2 separate regions of the Mus musculus genome follow, and region 2 is linked to region 1. Evidence: chromatin loops called from intact Hi-C (ENCODE). Cell type or tissue: gastrocnemius. All regions are shown on one strand.

Evidence for each region. Hi-C counts contacts between places; a loop is a spot of excess contacts. Peaks named below come from ENCODE experiments on the same cell type or tissue, not always from the same donor. Only the 100,000 strongest peaks of a DNase experiment are listed, where the experiment ranks them.
Region 2: it touches region 1 in a loop (2.6-fold over the local background); 1 of 42 quality-filtered maps calls a loop at or near these places.

Annotation. Positions count from the first base shown.
Region 1 is chr2:90,624,112-90,626,611 of GRCm38, forward strand. It overlaps Gm39870 (a long non-coding RNA gene), which reads left to right and starts at 462. Exons shown (of 3, transcript XR_866517.1): 1 at 462-539; 2 at 2,129-2,212. In gastrocnemius, a CTCF peak has its summit at 1,118; DNase peaks (open chromatin) are centred at 435 and 1,097.
Region 2 is chr2:90,559,097-90,561,596 of GRCm38, forward strand. All of the region lies in intron 1 of Ptprj (protein tyrosine phosphatase, receptor type, J), which reads right to left. Among named protein-coding and RNA genes, the nearest start is that of Ptprj, 20 kb to the right of the region's middle. In gastrocnemius, no CTCF peak of the experiment used is centred here; a DNase peak (open chromatin) is centred at 1,437.

The sequences.
Region 1 (2,500 bases):
CCTGCCCTGTCTCCCTCTTCATTTTCTCTCCATATTAGCTTTCTCATTGTCTTAAATCTATCTTCTTACTTTGTTCTTTTTTTTTTTTTTTTTACATTTGATGTGTGTGTGTATGTGTGTGTGTGTGTGTGTGTGTGTGTGTGTGTGTGTGTGTGCATGCACACAGGCATGCACATGTATGCATGTACATGTGTGCATGCACCCGCGCACACAATGCCATAGTGTAAGCATGGAGGGAAAGTATAACTTGTGGGAGCTGACTCTCTCCCTCTATCATGTGTGTCCCAGGGATGGAACTCGGGGTTGTCAGGCTTGGCAGCAAGCAGCTTTTACCCCCTGAGCCATCTCCCTGGCCCAGCTTTCCAGATTTCATGGGCCTCTTAACTGCCTGGCTGCACCTTGCTCCCTCCTTCCTTCCTCCCAGAGTCCCAACAACCTTCCTTCCCCGGGCTTCTGGTTCCTTGCCAGCAAGCGTGTGCAGCAGGAGAGTCTCAGTTCCCTGGCACTCTGATGGCTGTGTTCTGCCTCCCCTTTATATGGTGAGTTCTTTCAGAGTAAACGCCCAGGCAGAACTGTGGCATGGAATGCCAAGTTAGCTGTAGGAAGAGCCAGGATTTCTTTTCTTTCTTTCTTTCTTTCTTTCTTTCTTTCTTTCTTTCTTTCTTTCTTTCTTCCTTCCTTCCTTCCTTCCTTCCTTCCTTTCTTTCTTTCCTTCTTTCTTTCTTTTTTTTGTTTGATTTTTGGTTTATTATGACACCCAACAAGGTCCTGAGTTACTGGATCTCAACTCAGAATTCAAAATGGGTGTAGGCAAATGATTAAAAGGGTCTTGCACTCAAAGCATTTAGTACGGGTTAGGAACCTAGGGAAACCTTGGAGAAACGCCAGCTATGCTCTCAAGGTCTAGAGGAGGAGGATGCTTGTTACTGTGGCTTTGAGCGACATGTTTCCTTCTCTGCATCTCAGTGGGCTCATTTGTAAAATGAGTTGTGGATACAGTTCAGTTGTGAGACTCTCAACCCCCCCCCCCCGCCCCCATCCTACTGGTCAACACCTCAGAATCCACATTAAGCACAGGAGCTGTGGCTTAGGCTTTGCAATGTTACAGCGCCCTCTATCGAGTGCTGGACCAGTGTTTGTTATAGCCTTAAATCATGTTTGTGAAAACAGTAACAACCCAGCACTGTGAGCTAGTTTGACAGAGCAAATGAGGAAAAAACAAATGATCAACGTGTCTTATTTTTATATTTAAAATTTGTGCCTATCCTATTCATTTGGGGACATTTTAAAGTTTGTGGGTTTTAATTTACTTTAACACAATTGCAGACTTAAAACTGAAAAAAAAAATGAGAATTACAGTAAGTTCTTCACCCAGACTCCCCAACTTGTAACAGTTACTGGTTGGTTTATCATGTTCCCTCTTTCCTCCCTCCCCACACCTTCCTTTTCTGCTACACACACTCCAAATACATTTGTTCTGAGTCATTCAAGAGTAAATTATATTATCTACTTTATTGATAGTGAGACCACATTATTATTCAATTGTGAAACTTTATCCAAATTTCTCAAATTTTCTCCATAATCCCTTTGCAGCAGAAGAAAACCTTATATTAAATCTGGTGTTTTTCTTTGTCTTTTGAGCTATTAGGTTGTTGTTGTTGCTGCTGCTGCTGCTGCTGCTGTTGCTACTACTGTTGTCCTATAGAAGTGAAATGAGGGATTTTGCAGATTGTTGCTCCGTTTCAGTTTATTGGATGTTTTCCTAATGACTATAATCAGGCTGTACATTTTTGGCAGTCATACCACAAAAGTTTAGTTGTTTTCGAATTAACAAAACAGCATGTGTTTACCCCCAAAAAAGTACACTAACGATATAGAAAATTATTATATGTGTGTGTTTATGTATGTAAATAAACATCTTGAGACGTTTTTAAGGCAGGCAATAGTCTCACTCCTAGGACTTTTTATTAAGGTAAAGTGTTGCTTGATTCTCAGGGGGAGAGCATATGTATACACTTATGTATATGTGCATTGGGTGTGTGTTCACCTGTGTCTGTCTGCGTGTGGAAGCCAGAGGCCAACACTGGATGTCTTCCTCTATTGTTCTTCTCCTTATTTTCTGAGACAGGGTCTCACTGAAGCTGGAGCTAACCAACTTAGCCAGAGTGGATGGCCAAGGAGCTCGGGGATTTGCCTGGCCTCATCTCCCCAGGTAAGAAATACACGTTTCACCAGGCAGTGGTGGCTCATGCCTGTAATCCCAGCACTTGGGAGGCAGAGGCAGGTGGATTTCTGAGTTCGAGGCCAGCCTGGTCTACAGAGTGAGTTCCAGGACAGCCAGGACTGCACAGAGAAACCCTGTCTTGAAAACCAAAAAAAAAAAAAAAAAAAAAAAAAAAAAAAAAAAAAAAATTACACCTTTCTGTCCAGCTTTTTAGGTGGATGCTGGATATCCAGACGGGTTCAAATGCTTGCATCCACTGAGCTAAGATGCATATGC
Region 2 (2,500 bases), 65 kb before region 1:
ACCTACCTCCCAAAGTCAGCTTCCCCAATTTGCCAACCTAAGTTCATCCAGAATTGGGTTGGTTTTTATACTGAAAGCAGATATGGTGTGACTGTGAAATGGGTCAGGCATGGCCAGCTTCCCCTCTGCCAGATGGAAAGGAAATGGTTAGTGTCTCTAGAATCCAACAGACTCCTCCAGTCTTCTCCCCAAAGGAATGGCACATACCAAGAATTCAACCTCAGAGCTTAATGCAGCATCTGTCAAAAACGTTATCAGAGGCAAGTATGTTCCCTGAACATGCCATATGTGTACTATAGGAACTTTAGGATCTGAGAGGGCAGGCCAAAAGGAATAAGTGGCTGAAGTCGGAAGCCTTAAGAGCACAGAGAAGCTGTGTGGCCATGGGCAAGTCACTTCCCCTCTCTAGGTCCTGATAGCAACATCTATAAAACACTTCATCAAGGCCCCTTCCTGCTCAGGATTGGACCCTTGGGTCTGATCATTTTTTTTAATGTACAGGGACCATATTCATAACTCAAACTCTTTTTTCTTTTTTTTTTGTTTTTGTTTTTGTTTTTTTTGTTTGTTTGTTTTGTTTTTGTTTCTCTATATAGCTCTGGCTGTCCTGGAACTCACTTTGTAGACCAGGCTGGCCTCGAACTCAGAAATCCGCCTGCCTCCGCCTCCCAAGTACTGGATTAAAGGCGTGCGCCACCACGCCCGGCTCAAATTCTTAAGTGCAGCGCCCAACCAAGCAGCTGCTGCCCAGAGCAAAGACATCAAGCGCAGAACAGGAAGGGGGCCCACCTATGTCCAACTGTGGAGACACTGAGCACAAGGAAGGAAAACACAAAAGAGCAATTGCAGTCTAATTCAGGTGTGGGGGTGGGGGTGGAGAATTCTGGCTTTGGGTTTTAAAAAGCATCTAATTTGCATCACATAAGTCTGGCTTTTCATATTAAGACAAATGTGTTCATCACACTTTTTTTTTTAAAAAAAGTGACTGATTCAAAACAACCTGCAAAATAGTGGCATCGTCGGAACAAGACCATCATCACGACATGACAACCCCTCCAAGGAGAGGCTTCTGTCTCTATTTTCTGACAAGGCTTTTCACAAACTCCAGGCAAGCTGTGAGTCAGAGATAAGAACCACCGTCAGCCACTTGAACAGAGAGGCCAACCCGGATAGGTCAGGCCACCAGGAGACTGGCAGAGCCCTGGGAAGCCTCACAGCAGTGTAGGTGATGTCCAGTAGGGATGAGGGTGTTCTAGGATGGGGGAGGCTGCCAGCACTCTTCCCAGAGACAAAGGCTCACATTCAAATACCAGGAAAAATCAATAGTGGCTGGGTGAGAGCCAGCTCATTAGGAGGAGCTTTGGCAAGTTCCAGAACCCCCAAGTGGGCATGGGATATCCTCCTAGACCAGCAGGCTACCTGCCCACACCTGCTACATTTCCTCCCTAGCTGCCCCCGTGCCCCCTGGACCATCACTGAGCTCTGCAGGTTCCTGTAGGTAACGATCCCACCTCCCTCGCCCAGCCCCCTCTCCCACCTGTCTTCCCCTATCCCTCTCTCTCCCATCTGTCTGCTTCCCTCCCTCTCCCACTCCTTCATTCATACTCAGCCTCAAGGGAGGCCGGAAGCCAGGATAAAAGCCTGGGGTTCCAGATAAGGAAGGTGATGTTCAAAGGACACAAGATCATCAAAGGCTGTAAATGTTACCCTCTATCATGATTCTAAAGGATACTTTTCCTGTCACAACTACACAGAAGGTCATGCTGCAGGCTTCCCCCTCCCCAGCCCTCAGCATCTCTCCCTACCAATCCTAACAAACATGTGCATGCCACCATGATCCATTTGCTGAAGGCTTTTTCCTCTGGAACCCTAGCATACTGACTGGAGCAGGGCAGCTTCAGAAAGCCTAACAGCCAGACAGTCCCAGCCACTTTCTAACTGTGTAGCCCATCAGCAAAGGGGTAGGAACAGACCCTGCCTCAGAGGGTCACATAAAAGTAGGCAGGGCAAATCCACACAGGTTTTTCTTATCCAACACTTCCTAAAGGCCCCAGCTCCCGTCACTGACTCTCTCCAAGCCTAAATCTCCCTATACCGAAAAGCTAGGGCTCAAGTACAAGCACTTGCTGTGTACACAGTAAGGGTTGAGTGCAGATCCCTAAAGCCCACATGAAGCCAGGAACAGTAGTGGGGTTTTATAACCCCAGTATTCCCACCCCAAGATGGGACCAGAGAATGGCTGGAAGCTCTCAGACCAGCTAGCCTTGAAAGACATGTCTCAAACAAGGTGCAAAGACAGGGCTGACATCACAAGTTGTCCTGACTCCTCACGAGTGTGCGCGTACACACCGCTTACACAGAATACACACCTATACAGAAGATTTTTAAAAAGAAAGCCTGCATCTCTATAAAAACGTGCAAAAGTATTCACAGCAGTTTCATTTGTAATAGCCAAGTAGCAAAAAACAAGTGTCCACCAACTCGTGAAAGACAATCAAAA